Regions from separate parts of the Mus musculus genome. Here region 1 is linked to region 2. A link is a loop called in an ENCODE intact Hi-C map of the cell type or tissue named here. Cell type or tissue: heart. All regions are shown on one strand. Each heading gives the region's core, and the rest is flanking DNA. Links, peaks and the distances in the headings are about the cores only. Region 1 holds the start of Phf21b (PHD finger protein 21B). Region 2 overlaps Phf21b (PHD finger protein 21B).

What was found. A loop is a pair of places that touch in the nucleus more often than their neighbours do. Peaks named below come from ENCODE experiments on the same cell type or tissue, not always from the same donor. Only the 100,000 strongest peaks of a DNase experiment are listed, where the experiment ranks them.
Region 1: a loop joins it to region 2, with 2.2 times the contacts of the local background. A loop is called at or near these places in 4 of 42 quality-filtered maps.

What each region holds. Positions count from the first base shown.
Region 1 is chr15:84,851,702-84,861,177 of GRCm38, reverse strand. It overlaps Phf21b (PHD finger protein 21B), which reads left to right and starts at 5,049. Exons shown (of 13, transcript NM_001081166.2): 1 at 5,049-5,513; 2 at 6,374-6,439. The coding sequence starts at 5,460. In heart, for the core only: a CTCF peak has its summit at 7,531; DNase peaks (open chromatin) are centred at 5,007, 5,477, 7,217, 8,467 and 1 weaker place; H3K4me3 peaks cover 4,933 bases; H3K27ac peaks cover 3,622 bases; H3K27me3 peaks cover 1,750 bases.
Region 2 is chr15:84,800,113-84,808,112 of GRCm38, reverse strand. Phf21b (PHD finger protein 21B) reads left to right here. Exons shown (of 13, transcript NM_001081166.2): 3 at 1-47; 4 at 3,003-3,353; 5 at 4,528-4,659. Among named protein-coding and RNA genes, the nearest start is that of Gm52202, 13 kb to the right of the region's middle. In heart, for the core only: CTCF peaks have their summits at 4,246 (motif pointing left) and 7,767; a DNase peak (open chromatin) is centred at 4,243.

The DNA of each region.
Region 1 (9,476 bases), core at 1,477-9,476, 52 kb before region 2:
TGCATGGAGTGGTGGGAGCTGCAGCCAACCACAGCCTGAATATTCATTCTGCCACCAACCAGCTGGTGCAGGGCAAGGCCCTCATTACCATCCCTGGGCCTCGGTTCCCTCATGCTTATCCTGCCACAGGAAATGAAGCTTCAACAATACGGTACAGGACAAGTTCCATCTATGGGGTCCATGTCCACGGTAGCAGGGACAAGGCCTCAACCCCACCCTGCTCAGGTACACTACAAAGGACAGAGCTGAGCCAAGCTCTGCCATGGACAGATGTGACTGTGAGGTCTCAGTTTGTCCATCTGTAAATGGGGAGACAGTAAGGATTGAACGTGTTCACGGGCAGCTGAATCCGGCTCACAATCAGCATAAAAGCTAACTTCACACATGAAATTACAGGTTTAACCCCTCCATTCAACACTATGAATCTGAGATCATAGAGTGGGCACACCAGCAGGCGATGCTGCAGGCCTGGGAGATGGCTCAGTTGACTGTGTGTTTGGCACCGAGCCCTGGGTTTGATCCCCCACACCACTTGATCCAGGAAAGGCGGGGCATTCCTCTAATCCAGTGGTATATGCAGCCTGTGTGATACAACCCCCTCAGGGGACTTGAACAATTCTTTCACAGGGGTCTCCTTAATACCATTGGAAAACACAGATATTTACATTATCATTCATAACAGTAGAGAATTTATAGGTTTGAAGTAGCAACAAAAATAATTTTATGGTTGGGGGCCACCACAACACGAGGAACCGTATTAAAGGGTCAGAGCATTAGGAAGGTTGAGAACCACTGATATAATCCCAACACTGGAAAGGACTTCAGAGTTCTCCTCTGATACATAGCCAGTTCCAGTTCCAGCTGGAAGTGTTCCCCCACAAAGCAGGTGACACAGATGAATGAAGTTGAAAACAAAGACGAAGAGGGGAAAGAGATAGGTGTCTTGTGAAGTCGTAGACGATGCTCTTTCAGCTGTGTGGCTAGATCATCATCAGCCATGGGCGCTTACCCCACATGGCAGTATAGGGTACCCTGCATGGCAGTATAGGGCAGGCCTTTGAGCATCTTCCCAAAAGAGCCGCTCTTCTGAACTGCTGATGGGTAGCTGACTGGAATGGGCACCCATCTGCCATTAGCTACTGGAGAGTCCCAAGTATCCTTGGGGAATTGGAGGCAGAGTCTCTGGTTTCTGAATCCTACCTCTTAACATCGTGTCATTTTTCAAGGAAAACCAGCATGAAGGTTCTTCAAGAACAGCGGAGCCAGACAATGCAGATATATCGCTCTCAAGTATTTACCTAAAGGAATCAATGTCAACCAGTGTGATGATTTCCATATGCTTGGCCCAGGGAGTGGCACTCTTAGGAGGTATGACCTTGTTGGAGGAAGCGTGTCACTGTAGGCATGGGCGATGAGACCCTCCTCCTAGCCACATGGGAGCCAGTCTTTTTCTAGTGGTCTTTAGATAAAGATGTAGAACTCTAAGCTCCTCCAGCACCATGCCTACCAGACGTTAACGTGGTTCCTGCCTTGATGATAATGGACTGAACCTCAGAACCTGTAAACCAGCCTCAATTAAACGTCATCCTTTTTAAGAGTTGCCTTGGTCATGGTGTCTGTTCACAGCAGTAAAACCCTAACCAAACCAGCCAGCCTAGAGATACCTGACCACCCAAATCTTAAAATCAGCCTAGGTGTCCTTTGATGGATGAAGGGATGAAGAAATGTGGTATTTGTGCACAGTGGAGTTTTATTCTGCCCCACAAGTGAAGGGACTTATATCATTTGCAGTAAATGTGGCTGGGCCTGGATGTCATTACATAAGTATAGAAGTATGACGAGTTACCTGGGTTAGCACAGTGTGATCGCTACTCTTTGTCCTTGTCTTCATCTTCTCAACTTGCCTTGGCCCAGCCCCCCAGGGTCTCCACAGCACCTTTCCAGTGGGCTAAAGAGAGAGAGCTGGCCAGCCACTGTGAGCCAGCCTCCAGAGCCTGGCTAGACAGCAGGGTTCCTGCTTTGGTGGTTGGCCTGATCCTGAGGCTGTCTACCCTCACTGTCAGCCACACCCTCAGTGCAGACCCAGTTGAGACTAAGGAGGGTCTTAATGAATGACAGGGGTCATTCAGTCTTATCAGGAAAGGTCAAGGGTCTTAGAAGCTCTAGGCCAGGAGCCAAGGATGACAACCAGATAAGTATCCTGCTACACATAGAAAGACTAGCAGTGTGAGTGATGGGGTTGGGGTGGGGGAGGGACATGAGAGGGGGATGTGCCTGGGAGGGGAGCTGGGATGTTAGGGGGGTGCTGAGCTCAGGTCAGTGCATGTCAAGTGGAAATGCTAGAAGTGGAATGCTGGAAGGCTGTGTTCAGAGGCTGTGCCATTCAAGTCCTTGGAGCCAGAGTTGCATGCCAGGGTGTATGTAACACCTTACCTACAAACAGCCGTTCCTTCCACAGCCATAGAATGAACACGGGTTCTGGTGCCTCCGTGGCTCCTGTGGATACCTCCTATAGGCTCAGATGTTCCAATATGTGATTCTCCAGTTGATGGGACAACTTGGGTACGTTTAGGAAGTGTGGTCCCACTGGAGGAAGAATGTCCCTGGGAAGTGACAAAGCACGAGTTCCAGTTTCTTGTCCCCACTTCCTGCTTATAGTTTGAGATGTAAGCCCCCAGCTTTTGTTTCTTCTGCCTCCCTTCTACCACCGCGGACTCTTTATTCCTCTGGAACAATAAGCCCAAAGAAATTCGTAGTTCTCTAAGTTGCCTTCGCCATGGTGTTTTCTCACAGAATGAGAAAAGCAGCTACTACCACTCCCCTAGGGTAGGCTTGCTGCCAAGGCCAGGCTGGGGGCAAGCAGGGCAAGCAATGGATAGCAATTCAGCCCATCTATTAAATAAGTCCACGTGTCAAGATGTGGGCAAGGCGCTTGAGGGGTCCGGAGTGTCTGTGTCTAGTGTGATAGATTCCCATCTTGCACAGAAGTGAGGTTAGGAGGTTTAGAGAAATGTGTCTGACTCTGTTCAGGGTAGATTTGGGGTTCAACTCCCAGTACCCCCTCATGAGTAAGCACTGCTTGGTTGACCAACAGAGAGGGTGATAGGAGTTTTATTGTGGAAATTAGGGGGGGGTATCCCAGAAAAGACATTTGAAGTGAATCTTGAAGAAAAGAATTTGTGAAATGTGGAATGAGGGAAAGAATATTCTAGAGAACACTGGTCAGGTGAAGGGAGAGAAGCCTGTAGGAGCTCAGGAAAAGCTACATGTTTGCTTACAAGAACACCTGCTCCCAGCTGCTCAGGAAGCCAAGGCAGGGGGATCAAAGTTCAGAGTCTCCAAAGCAGGTGGCTGGGGATGTAACCCAGTGGTAGAGTGTTTACTTAGCACAGGCCGGGCCTTGGGTTTGATCCTTGGTTGCTTACTTTGCCTCTCCTGCACTGTCTGTCAGAGAACTCCCATACCATGGCCTGTGCCATGATCCAGGAAGTGGGTGACATGTTGATCATTACTGAAGCCTAAATCAATCGACAGTGGGCAAAACTACAAACCACACTGGGTCGTCACCATCCGACCAGGCACATCTCCTTCGGTGGGCATCTGCTAGAGTCTGTACTAGCCAAGGAAAGCCAGAAAGTCTACCCTGTTGATGAAAGGACCACATGGCCAGAAAGATAACCCTGAGTTTTTGCCAAAAGCCAATGACATTTACAGAAATCACAGGAGGGAGTCTCTTGGCCAGCACATGCCCCTCCTGGTCCTCCAAACACCAGTCTTCACCTAGGCTGCTGTCCTCCCCAGCAAAAGACATGAGTGGAGCTTTGAGCATGGCTCCTGTAACAGAGGCTTGCCTAGTATGCTCCAGCCCCTGGATCCTCTGCACCTCTAACTACAAAATGGGGGGGGGGGTTGAAAGAAAAAATGGGGAGTGGGAGACATTGTCTTGACTTGAGTCTAACCCAGAAGTGGGAGGAACCAGTTTAGTCAGCCAGTTAGATCGTTGTCATCTTTGTCGACTGTGACCAATACTGTATATGGCTCTAACAACACTGGTGTTCTGGTGTGTGTGTGTGTGTGTGTGTGTGAGAGAGAGAGAGAGAGAGAGAGAGAGATTTCTCCTGAGGGGTAAAGGAAATATGTAGACTGTTGGCATCCATTGAAGAGACATTTCTGACTGGTGTGCCTGAGTTTTCTTTTCTTTCCTTCCTTCCTCCTTTTCTTGTGACCCACGGAAAGAGTTAGTTATGAGTCTCTATCAATTCACGGTTACTCTGACACAGAGGCCCCCCTTTCCCTGGCCTCTTTGAAACACACTAGTGTGCTAGCGCCCAGCAGGGCACAAAGCCCCGACATTAATTGATGAGGACAGGAAACTCCGCCGCAGTAATCTCTGAGACGTTGACCCCGGCCCCGGGACTGGGAATTCTGAAATGTCATCTCCGCAGCTGTAGTTATGATTGCTTTATGTCACACTGACCTGTCGTGTTTACGATTTTTAACAACTGTCTGGAAAAAAAAAAGTCTAGGGACATCTGTTGAGAGTTTAATTGTGAGTGTAAAAAAAATCATTAAAGGACCAATCAAGAGATCAGTTTTCATACTATTTAAATACCACAGCGGCCATTAGGCGCTGGGACTCCGGCGACAGGACTGATTTAGTTCCCCAGTCTCAGTGCTAGGCGCTGCGGGAGAGGACCGGGTGATTTAAATAAAACCGGAGAGCGAGGCGAGAAGGGGAAGCGGAGGAGGGAGGAGGTGCAAGAAGCAGGAGGGTGGCATCTCAGTTTGCTGCGGGAATTGTCGCTCCGGGAGTGGGACTGTGAAAGCATTCCCTGCTCCCCGTGCTCTCGGCTGCGCACCGAGGAGATCGCTCGGGCGCCCAGATCTCAGAGCCGCGACTTTGCGCTCCGCTCAGCCGCCACTTTTGTTTCCTGAGCCTGGTCGCTGGGCCGAACGCAATGCGCACGCGCGGGCCGGGCGGGGCGGGGCGGGGCGGGCAGCGGGTTCCCGGCACCGCCTCCTGCCGCCCCGGCCCGCTCCATCCGGGCACTGCCGAATTAGCATCGTGCCGAGGCACAACTTTGCCGCGGCCCCAGCGAGATCCAGGCGCGCGCGCCGGAGGAAATATAGTCCCTGCCGGCGGTCAGCTGGCGCGGGCGGCGACAGGGCGCGCGCTGGGGGGCTGCGCGGGGCTCCCGGCGCCTGGGGGCCATGCGCCGGGCGGCGCAGGCAGCCCGGGCACCCGGCGCAACTTAGCGGCAGCCGGAAGAGTTGGGCGCCAGCTCGCCTTTCTTCCCTCTCGTCAGCCTCCTTTCCTATCGGCGCTGCAGGAGGGAACTCGTGTCTCTCTGTGCCCGGGACACCGGATCCGAGCTCTCCCGGTCTGGTTCCCGCCGAGCCGCACAACTTCCTGCGAGCTCCGGCCAAAGTGAGCGCAAAGTGCTGCCCAAGTTGCGGCGATGGAGCTGCAAAGCCGGTCCGAGGCGCTCGCGGTGGAACTCGCGCGCCACCAGGTAGGTAGTCCCGGATACTGGACCGGGGAGCCTTAGTGGCCCGGGGAGTGGAGGCGAGAGGGATCGAAGCTCCGTATCTAACTCTTGGTCTCAGGGGTGCTGGAAGCAGGCCCCTTCCTGGAACATGTCCCGGGGCTGGGATGGAACCCTTAGTTCTCCCTCTCCCCCTCGCTTCCGTGCGATCCAGCACTGTTTGCAGATCCAGGGTTCGTGGGACCCCAGCGTGGCGTCTTCTCTGCCACTGCCCCGTTTGCACAACTCGGGCGACCGGAAAGGGGACCCTCCTAGAGCTGCCCAGGGAACAGGGTGCATGGACCGGCCAGCTCCTAGCCTCCTGCTCCGGGCCCAGCCCGGCACCGACCCTCACTGTTAGCAAAAGTAGTTTGGCGATTGTGACTCCGGCGAGAGGCGGCCGGTGCCCGAGTGATATTGCGGCGTGCGCGTGTGTGTGTTGGGGAGATTAGGACGCGACTTGAATATTTATGAGCTTTGCTCGACACGGACTCGCCGTGTTTACTTGGCTCTTTGTTCGTCCCCCCTCCCCCGGCACACACTCTTACACTCACTCGCACCCGCACCCCGGCCTGCAAACTTGCACGGCTCGGGGCGCGCCGCCGGGTGGCCTCGGCCCCCGCCCCGCCCCGGGAGCTGCCCCAATGAGGCGGCAGCCACAGGTAAGCTGCTTCGCGCGACATTGCACGGTGGCCCGTGTGAGGAAAGCGGTCCCGGAAAGTTGGGGCGCGTTGGGGTCGGCTTGGTCCGCCAGGCAGTGGGTGGTGGGGATGCGGGGCTCGGGGCTCGCCTGCTCGCCCCCCCCCCCGGGGCGGCCAGGCTGAGCCCGCTCCTCTGTGTCTTCATAGAACGGCGACCTCAAGAAGCAGCTCCACGAAAGGCAGCCACGGATCGCAGCGCTCAGCGACAAACAAGTAAGGAGGGGCCTATCCCCCACAGGGGACCGGGGTCCAGGGAGGATCGCCGGGCACTTTGGCAGCACCCTAAAAAGTGCCTGTACGGTCGTCGCACGCTCCGACTCCCGTGGGGTTATGGCTGCAGTCCTCAAAGTTGCCGTCCTCCCTTTCTTGATAGAAAGAGCTGATTTGTGGTGGCTGAGGGGAGCGCGAGGCTCCGGCGGCCGGCCAAAGATCTGCGCCGTACCTTCCGAGGCGCCGGCTGCCCGGCGTCCATCTTGAGCGGTGGACATGTTTTGGGAACGTGGACATTCCCCGGCCTCGGCATCCCCTGATCCCTGCTGCGGTGGGAGGGGGACACAAGGGGGCGGCAATTCAGGCCCGCACCCCAAACTCCTTGGAAGCCATTTCCGCGTGGCACTGCCGACCCGGTTTGGTGATCCTTCTCCTAGCCGGCCCCTTCCCGGCCATCCCGCCGGCCTCACTTTTTATTCTCGGAACCTGACGCCAGCTCCCGGGGAACAAAAGAAAGGCGCCCCCGGGACCCCCCAGTTCTGCCCTAACTTGAGTGTCTATGCCTGAAAGGGGCTGTGGGGACCCGCGAGGAGCTCCAACCATGGGGGTGCGCGCCCGCCGCCCCCACGGCGAAGAAAAGTTGTCCATTGTGAGTTAGTTGCGCTGAGCTCAGCGCTCCGGGTTTCAGCACCACGAACAGATGCCGCCGCCGGAGCCCTGCCGACTGCGCGCCCCCGAGCCCCTCCCCCTCCGCGCGCGCCCCCGCCCCTGCGCGCCGCCGGCCGAGAACTTTGAGCTGTACAGCCAATGGTGCACCCGGGTCTCCGAGGCGGCGGGCGGGGGCGCGCCCCTCCCTCCCCCAGCTCGCCGCCCGGGCCCAGGAATAGCTCTCGCTTCCTTCGGAATGTCGCCGCCCGCCCGGGACTAGGGCAGCCCGAGGACCCCCGGCCCGGCCGACTTCCCTCTCCCAGCCCACGGGGACCCCCCTCTCCCCAGCGGCGCGGAGCTCGCAGTTGCCTGGGAGGATGCTTCGGCTCGCAGGCCGGTGCTCCAGGCCGAGTCTTTAAAGTTGCAAAGTGATGGGAGGGGGCGCGCAAGAGCAGAGGGGACGCCGGGCTGGACCGTAGGCTGGGGAGTCAGGCATTTGCCCCTTTCTGTCGGAGCCCGTCCCCCCCAACCCCCCACCCCCGGGCTGCGCGCCCCCGTCCGCGAGTGGAAGCTTCCATTCTCGCCGGAGGGGGGCCTGCGCGCGGCCCCGGCGAAGTCGGGGAGTTCGCGGGGGGAGGGGACCCAGGCCCGGCATTACCATTTTGATTGCTTCGATGCCATTTTTGGAGGGGGAGGGGTTGGAAGACCCTTTTCCGCAGAGCACAAAGATGTTTAATCACTGTGTAGAATCAAACCAGATACTCAAAACAAAACAAAACTAACAAATCTGGAACAGTGTGATAGCCTGGGTAAAACGCGAAGTTGTGAAGTCTTAGGCTTGGAGCAGAAGATTTAAAATGGAAAAACCAATGCTAGGTGCCTCTCTTCGCAACAATGTCTCTTTATGTGTGCGCTTCGTGCCAGTTAGTTTCACTATCTGGAGTAGGTCTTTCCGAGCTTGTGTGCGATCGTTTCTTCTGGATTGTGGCAACTATTTCAGGGCTTTAAATTTTTTATGATAGTAAATGAGTAGCTATTTATTATCCCGTATGCCGGAATTTAGATAAGGCTACAAAGGAAATCTTTGAAAATCCTGTCTGAAGGTAGAGGCAGCCTGGGGTAGAGGTGGGGGGGGGGGAGGAGCCCTCCCACCCCCAGGATGCCTTTGCCTTTAAATTTGAACTCGGGAGTATTGCCTGCAAAGGAACAGTGCCTCCATCTTTTTGTGTGAGTGCTTTAAAAGAAAGAAAGGAAGCCAGAAAACTTTTGTTCTCTGGCCTTTTAAAAATGTTTCCCGTTTAGATGCCTAAAAATAACGTTTGGTAGGCAGCCAGGGTTTGGCCTGGCCATCGGAACTTGTGTTTGTGAAGGCAAGTCTGCTTTTCTGTTTCTCTTTGTGGCCTTTTATATAACAAGGGCTCATAAAAGAGGGAGAGGAGGGGGCCCGAGGCAGGGTTCAGCATGCTAATAGAGTTGCCTGTCTCTCTTACGCCGTCTGCAAGGGCTCTCAGGGTTCACCTATGTAATGAGCTGGTGATTTTAACTGTCTGTGCTTTCTGGAGGACTTTGGTGGTGATTGGCAGTTTGGCTGGGACCGGATGGATTTACAAGGTCAGAGACTACTCAGTTTTGCATGGGCAACCCAAAACTTGCCCTGGAGAAGTTAGTTGCAGTGCAGGAGTGAGGGCGAAAAATTTCATAAGTCAGGTGTAGTGCAGTGTATATTTTAATTCAAGGAAGAATTTAAAGGTACAATCTCTCTATATACAGTTATTTGGGGGGTGGGGGGGTCATAGCTTTTCCACCCCTGTTTTCCTGTGCTGCCCCTTGGAATATGAAATAAAAAGGTTAAGTTTCAATTAGAAGTTCACAGGCAGGTAATGAAACTATATATAGTTAGAGGACAGTTGGCCTGCTAACTTCCTCTGATACACAGTAGCAGTAAGGTAACTCTGAAACTACAGTTTGTTAACTCCCTCTGTTAGATACACAGTAGCAATAGGGTAACTCCAACAGACAGTGCCCTTGGCACTGGGATATTTTGTTTTACTTTTCAGTTACTTTGAGAAATACAGATATATTGAGAGGACTTCCTCCTTGGTCAGAGGAAGGGGGAGAAATTCTGTGTACAGTTTTCCTCCCATCATTGGGGGCATCTTGTGGTTGAATACAAGTTTCTGTTACATACCTTGTGTTTTGCAAGGGGAGTTCATATCCCTCTCCCCTCAAAAGAAGGGAGGTGTGAAGGTGGAATGGTGACCCCCCCCCCCAAATAACAGGCAGCCTGCCAGGCGGGCTTTGGACCTGGGGTAGACCAGACTTAAGCCATGCTGTGTGAAGCCTCTATTAGCTGCCTCAGTGGTTTTACTCCGAGAATTTGCAACACATGCTG
Region 2 (8,000 bases), core at 1-8,000:
GCTCCCTGCAGAGGTTGGCTGGGCAAGGAGCAGCAGTGCTACCTCAGGTAAGCATCTGTCCGTCCCCAGTCCCTCAGCACCGCCCCTGGGTTCCTCCTTCAGGCGGTGCCTTCCTTCCTCCATCCCCTTGGTCCATTCATGAGGGGAAGCCAGAGTTTTCACAGGGAGGAATCTGGTTTTTCAAACAGTGAGGAACTGTGAAATCCTCGAGTGGGTCACAGCCAGGGATTTTTGTGAAGCAGTAAGTCCGGTCAGCAGCAGCCAGAGCGCATACGGCCAGGCAAATACCTCTCAACCCTTTGCCATGCTGATCACACTTGATGTATCTTGAGGTTGAGTCAGAGGGTTTGAGAAACGCTTCACTAACACCTTTCCTGGTAAGTGGCACCGGTGCAGGGTGCAGGCCCTCAGCGCCAGCCTAGATTCTCCATATCCTGGGCAAGTCACCCAGCCTCTTTACCTCTTGGATGGAAGGCTCTTCCATCAGAGGGGCAGATGGCTCTCTGCTGTGTCTGTTGGCCTTGATGGTCACAGGGAGAACTTATACCCGCACCCAGGACGTAGCAGACACCTAGACCCCTGGGAATTACTGCCTGGCACCTTTTCTTTCAATGGCTCAGCTTTGGTGAGCTCCTGCTAGGTGTACTATACCTGCCTAGGGACCACTGGATGCAGAGATAAGGACAGGACCTGTCTGTCTTGGAGCTATGGGGCTGGACAGATGCTCCGAGCTCAAGGATAAAGGCAAGTAGCTGTCCTGGGCCTTTGACCATGAGCTAATGCAACCGCCACATGCCCACCTGTTCCAAAGAGGTTCAGAGTCTCAAGGATGTCAGGGAGGTGTGAACGGCTGGTAGGAGCTCTGAGATGGCCTGTCCTATGTTAAGATCCACAGAGGTCTCCCGGCGTGGAGATATTGTAGACCAAAGTTGAGGGTGAGCCCTAGGAGAAAGGTGCAGAGTAAGGAACCTAGGTGGAGGTCCTGGGAAGGCCAGAGGTTTCCCCCTGAGGGAGAGAGGTGAGAGCTACAGCAGCTGATGGGGGTCCTGGCTTCAGATATGAGGCCATATTATTGTCCTTGTCTGTTGACCGTGGACAGCTCCACACGGCTTTTCAGAAGCTGGAAAGGGGAGGCGGGGCTCGGCTGTGGTCTGTGCTGTTTCCTCTGGGGCTGTTGCTCCCTGGGCAGCCCCACCCTTGTTCTCCATCTCCCAGTAGTCTGTGCTGCTCCCATCCCCACAGAAGCACAGACCAGGCAACTGACAGGCACCGGGTCCCTGTGATCACTCTTCACTCCCTCTGCTCTGCCTGCCCAGCCGCCTCCTCTTGCTTACAGCTCCTGGGCTTCTTGTCTCTCATTCAGCACTTGCTGTCCCCTCCCCAAATCCTTTGCCCATGCCCTGGGTTTGCTCACTCTCAGGTGGTCATTTTGGCCGAGGGGTGCCAAGCACACACCCGGGCCCATCCTGCTAGCCTAGGAAGCTCGGAGGGGTGGAAACAGACCTTGAGAAGGGAACGTGGCAGGCTGAGGCTGTTCCATGGGGATCTGCTGACCAGGGTCTCCGTGTGGCTGTGGGAAACACTGAAGGTTCTAAGGTTCCCAACTATTTCCTCGGGATGGGCAGCTTGTGTTTGAGCCTGGCTAAACTGTCCTCAGTGTCTATCATGTGCTTCATGGCTATTCCCCATGTTTGGTGTGAGTTAGGGAATGTCATCTGGCCAGCATTACAATGCAGGTGGCCAGGGAGGAGCCAACAGTGTCATCCCCTCAGCATCCGTAAGAAGTCATCTGCCCTGACTGGTCCTCCTTAGAGGCAGAGAACAACTCCTCCTCAGCACTAACTAACCGTTTGCAGCTGAGGGGTGGCAGAGACAAAACCCCTTCTTCATCCTTCATCAGTATATGTGGTACTGTGCCCAGTGTCTGGGGACCGGTCCCAATACCTGACAAGGATAAGGCAATAGGCTCACCTAAGCCAGGATGGATACATTACCCAGCTGTGGCATGGCGCCCAAGGTGGGGAGAGCTAGTTTGGTTTTCTCAGGGCACACTAGAGCAAGAGATAGTAAGGCTTGTGAATCAAGGGCCGGCTTGTGTCAGGCTATGGAAGATCTTATAGACACGATGCCTGCTGACTGCTGCACACTAAGGTCTTGGTGGCTTTCCCAAGAGCAAGGATCCATCAGGGTCTTCCCAGTGTCACTAGAGTAGAGCAAGGGAGAACAGAAAAGACAACACACAGCTTCAGCAGTCCTGGCTCAGATCCCTCTGCCCTAATGACAATGACACGTGTTGTACTATGGTTCTCCTCAGCTAAGCCTCTCTTGACTTTCCTCAGTTTCCCTCCATGGAGGCTGGTGATAGCCAGCTATGCATCTTGTCACCTTCTTGTGATCACGAGTAGGTTCCATCACCCCCAGTGCACAGGTGAAGACATTAAGCAGTGTCTCCAAGACCACCTACATTCCCTAAGAACTAGGATTGGGCACATAAGCTGACAAGAACCATGGTCTCCATTGTATGGTGACTGCCTGCAGCCCGTGCTTCACCTCCATGTGTGTGAGGTCTTTAGAGGGGTTGGTGCCCATGGCACAAGATCTACCACTCTGTTTGTCACTCTGTGGCTCACCTAGTCAGGCCCAAGGGCAGTGCTCTAGGCACCTGTGACACGGGCTTCCTGTGTGGACTTGGTGTGGTCTCCCTCATGGTTTGCTCTCTGGGCCTCAAGCAGCTTCATCTGAGCCCGAGGATAGGCGGGTGGGTAGGGAGTCAGTAATTGAGAGTACAGAGTACAGCCAATTGAGAGAGATGGTGGTTGGAGTAGTTTGAGCCTTGGGGTCAAGATCATGACTTCTGAGAGACCCAGAGCAGGGTCAGAGAAAGTGCTGTCCTTTCCCCTCAAATGTTGGACTCCGCCTGTCTGCATGAGGCCTGCCCCACTACTATGCCTTCAACAGCTCGTGTCTGTTTGTCTGACCACACACTGGTCCCTTCCTCCCAGGTTAGGCCAAAGACTCTGATTCCAGACAGCCTCCCTGTCACCCCGGGCAGGGACCGGCCACCCAAGCAACCCCCAACATTCCAAAAGGCCACTGTGGTCAGCATCAAGAACCCCAGCCCAGCCCTCCCCACTGCCAACAACACCGTCAACCATGTGCCAACACCCAGCAGCCAGACCCAGGCCCTCACCGAGCCCACCGCCATCACCTCACCCCTGAGCAGTGCCGGGGTGGCCTATGCCATCATCTCCACCTCCCCCAGCAATGCTGCCACCATCACCCCCAGCACCACTGTGCCCGTGGCCAGCGACGGCATCAAAGTGCAGCCCCTCCTCATCAGTGCTGACAAAAAGGTGAGTGTCTGCCAGAAGCCCCAAGAGGATGTGCTGCGTGTGGAGGCTCAGAGGCCGTGGTCCAATAGGAGCTGAGGCTTAGGCAGAGGGGTAGCTGGGCGATGACCAAAGAGTGAAAGGGCAAGACTCAGGTGAGTGTGTGGAGGGATTATGAACAACAGTCAACAGGATGAACTAGTGTGAATGAGCAGGAAGTGTGTGAGCAGGTGAGTGTGTGAATGGAGCTCGAGCATGTGATCTGTGGGAACGAAGAGAGTGAATGAGTATTAACACGAGTGAGTAGTGATCAACTGAGTGAAACTGTGAATGAATGAATAAGGATAGGTGAATGGGTATGGGATAAAACAAGTGTGCCTAAGAGAATTGCTATTCATTAATATGGGAATCGTGTACTGCTAATGTGTGGCTAAGTTGGGTAGCTGCAAGAGAGTCTAGTACTAATACTTTATCTCTGCTGGTAGAGTCAGGTGGTCAAGAGTTCTTTTTTATGCTCCAGTTGCCTGGATGGGGAAAAAAGAAGAGAGAGAGAGAGAGAGAGAGAGAGAGAGAGAGAGAGAGCGCAAAAAAAAAACCTACTTGATTCCTTGTGAGGAATTTAGTTGTAATGCTAAGTCTAAAATCATCTCCCCATGTCCTCTAGAGCTCTCTGAAGATTGCCCTGATTGAGGCCTTTGGGGAAACATGGTAGCAACTGTTTTCCCTTTAAAAAATCCTTTCCTGATTCCCACCACCAGAACACTCTCTTGCCTATAGCTGATGTCTTTCCATTTCCCCAGGCAACCCCAAATCACCCTATTCCCTCTGACTCTTCTCAGGCAAGTGACTGAGTATCCCCAAGCTCACCGTGCCTGCATTTGAGCTGAGAGTAGAGTTAGCGCCCCCTGGAGGCTGGCATTGCCACAGCTTTTGCCAGTGAATTCCCTGAGGCTGAGGTACAGAATTAGCCTCTCTGAGGCCACATAACCTCAGAGGATTTGCATCCAGGCCTCCTTGCTTTGTAACCCTGGCCATCTCTCACATAGATGCTCTCGTGGGAATATGGGGGTTATTGGAAAGCAAAGCCCTGGACACAGTTACCTGGTTCCTCTGTGACACCCCTTTCAGGACCTACCTAACTCCTAGCTACTCCCTGCCCCTCCCTCCCTGGTTCTCTCATCTTCCCTGTGTCTTCCAGGTTATCATCATTCAGCCACAAGTGAAGACACAGCCAGAGAGTTCAGCAGAGCCCGAGCCACCCACGGAGGAGCCATCTCAGGGAGCTCAGGCCACCAAGGAAGATCAGCCCCCCAGCAAGGAGAATCCTGAGGTAGTGTGACCTGCTGGAGGGTCCAGACCCTTCTGAGCTTTAAGACAAGGCTCTGTGCAGGGCTGGGATGGCCTCCTTGGGCAGATCTTGCCTGGATGTGGCACCGCCCGGTGGGAGCTGCCAGAGCAGGGCTTGCCCAGGGTTCTGAATCTGCACTCTTCATTCTCCAGGCTGTGCAGGCAGGGTAGGGCCATGGTCAGCGTGGATTCCAGTGCCTGGCTGCCTAGCTGACTGTCAGCAATGTGTGCCATGTGTGGTGATTCGTCTACAGACAGGAGGGGGAGGGCCTTGTTCCTCTGGGTTAATAGAGGATTCTGAGTTGTGGACAAACCAGTAGATCAGGGGCATTGTCCAGTTGTTCCAGGGACCTGTCGGCCTTGTCCCTCTCAGGACTAAACCCAGAAAGAGATGCTCCCCTATCTTTGGCAGCATGTAGCCCCTGTCTCTCCTTCCTGTCTGTGTCCAGTCCTGGAAACTTGAGGGGTACAGAGCAAGACTAATAGCACTGTAGAGTTTAGATGCCCTAAGAACTTCCTAGAACTTGCACATGACACCTCCTTCCACTCCCTAGAGCAGTGGTTCTCCCAATGCTGTGGCCCATTAATCTAGTTCCTCATGTTGTGGTAACCCCCAACCATAAAACTATTTCCACTGCTGCTTCATAACTCTAATCTTGCCACTGTTATGAATCATAATGGCGTTATTTGTGTTTTCTGACAGTCTTAAGCGATCCCTGTAAAAGGGTTGTTCAGTCGCCCCCCCCCCCAAAGGACTCAGAACCCATAGGTTGAGAAACATTACTCTAAAGGAAGAGGGGTAAATGAGTCTATTCTAGTGTGTTTCAATCACCTACAGTCATGGGATGGGACAGCAGCTGACTAAGGCTCCTCTTACAGGACCTGGCTTCACCGGGTATCTGACCTGTGCTCTACTCGCAGCCCCACCTTGCTCAGAGCATCCCTGCTCTGCTGAGGATGCATCTCCATATGGCTCTCCTCACTCAGACTCTAATGTCCCTGGTGAGCCCTCATCCATCCTACAGGAGCCCAGTCAGCATGGATGGTTCCTACCACATGCCCTGTTCCAGCCGCTCACACACCAGCAAAGCCTTCCCTAAGCCCCTAGGCTCCCATCCCTCCTGGCGATGGCAATGACCTGTAGCCCCAAAGATACCGCTTGCTTTCTGTGGCTCACACTTGCCTGCTCCTCAACTGTTCTCAGTGCCATGAGCAGGGGACTTAGGATGGGCAGATATGGTCTTTGCCCTGGGAAGCTCCCTTCTGAGGACAGAGACTAATGAGGCTACCGAGGCTGCCAGACCGGTGACTTCCAGTGAGCTGGGAGCTACAGGAGAAAAGACAGGGAGGGGGATTCCTTGCGGGGTGAACAGGCGATGTGCATGCGTATCCATGGGCGGGGTGGTGCATGTGTGTCGCTGTAGGGCTTTGCATACGAGGGGTATAATGAATGGAGGTCAAAAGAATGCAGAAGACTAGAGGCAGGGGGATGGACAGGGCAGGTTGAAGGTACTGTGTGCGCAATGGCACAAAGTGGGAAAGGACTGGGAACACCCAGAGAGGTCAGCTGGGCTCTGGACAGCACGCAAATTAAGAGTAGAGGGTTAGCTCTAAACAGATAGATGGCAGAAGACTTAAAAGCAGGCGTCCAGGACGGGGATTTACTCCTTAGATAATGAAAGCCATGGAATATCTGGGCAAGAGAGTGATTTGGTTAGTGCTCATGCATGGGTGCCGTAGGCCTTGGAGGGTGGGGGAGCCAAAGAGGTAGCGAAGTTGGTAGAGGGTTTGCCTAGCATGCATAAAGCCGTGGGGTTGCCCCAAATCCACAGCACTGTATAAACTTGGTGTGATGGTGCCTACCTCTAACGCTAGCACAGGGGTTGGAGGCAGGAGGATTCATTCATTCAAGGTTATCCTTAGCTACATAGAGGATTGGGTTCTAGCCTGGGTTACATGAGACCCTGCCCACCACACCCCCACGTAAAGAAATAAACAAACACCAGCACTGGGTTGCCTGGAACATGAAGCTGCTGTGTGAGCCACATCTCTGTGACCCCAGCCTCTGCATCCCATTGGTTTCAGCCAGAAGCAATGTCTGAAGTCCACATGTTTGCATGGTAGGGCTCTGGCTGGCTTGCTGCCTGCAGTACTCTGCTGCACCTGTGTATCCTGCTTTGAGGTGTTTTGTATTCTCCACATTCAGGAAGTTTCTCCGAGTGACATCGCCTTGTTCTCTCAGAGTGCATCTTAGTCAATTATTGTGCATTTTTACAATTAGTATAATTATATCTAACTGCGTAATTAGTGTAAATACTCGTAATGGCTTAAACAGAGCAGTCAAAACACATCCTGGTGTAGAAACCCTTGTTGAAGTTTGAGAGCTGGGCAGCATAACCCTGCAGCAGAAGGAGCCTGCGGCAAGAGGCTGTGTGCCAATCCCAGGACACTTAGCTGGGGCCCCCAGGTACTTCTGTGGCCCAAGTGGGACCCCAGGCCATTGCAGGACATGGGCTCTAGTTTTTGTATGGTACTCGGGATAAAAAAATCATACTCCACCTCTGAGCTGTTACACGGCCCAAGCCTTCTTTAACTCTGGACACTGGATCTCACTAAATTGTCAAGACTGGCCTTGAACTCTCTCTGTAGCCCAGGCAGGCTTTTGGTTGGCTTTATTTCTGCCCCACCCTCCCCAGCAGCGGGATCACAGGCCTGTGGTACGAAGCTAGGCACGGACATCCGTGTTTTTGAAGGAACATTAACAGCCTGTGATAAGGCCTGCAGATCTGACTAGCATGCCAGAAGAGTATTGGAACAGCCCAGGAGATGTATCAGCAGTGACTTCAGGAGGCCAGCAACTCAGAACGATACCTGGACACTTGGGGGGGGGGGTGTCCAGTGGCAGTTGTGAGGGATGTGGGCACAGGATGGTGGGTACCCAGCCTGTGCTTACTGCAGGAGGTGCCCTGCATGGTTAGATGTGTCTTAACAGCAAGCAACCTGTGTGCCCAGAACTGCAGGGAACTTGCTGCGTGTACATGGGTTGGTAATTATCTCCACCAGAGCCAGAGCATGCCCTGGTGGCAGAGCTGGGAACTGAAGGTGCCACCTCCACTGTTGGCATCTGAGTTGGGGCAGAGTGGGCTGCCGCCGAGCTTCCCAGGATGCTATTGCAGAGGGTGGCCACTGTGCCGGAGTCAGAACACTGTGGCAGAGGCCGCCACTGTTCCTGGGGCTGCCTCTGACTTCCTCACAGGTCCCAAACTTTCTGTAAAAAAAGGTTACAGGTGTATGAAGTCCCCATTACTTGACTCCCATGAAGCT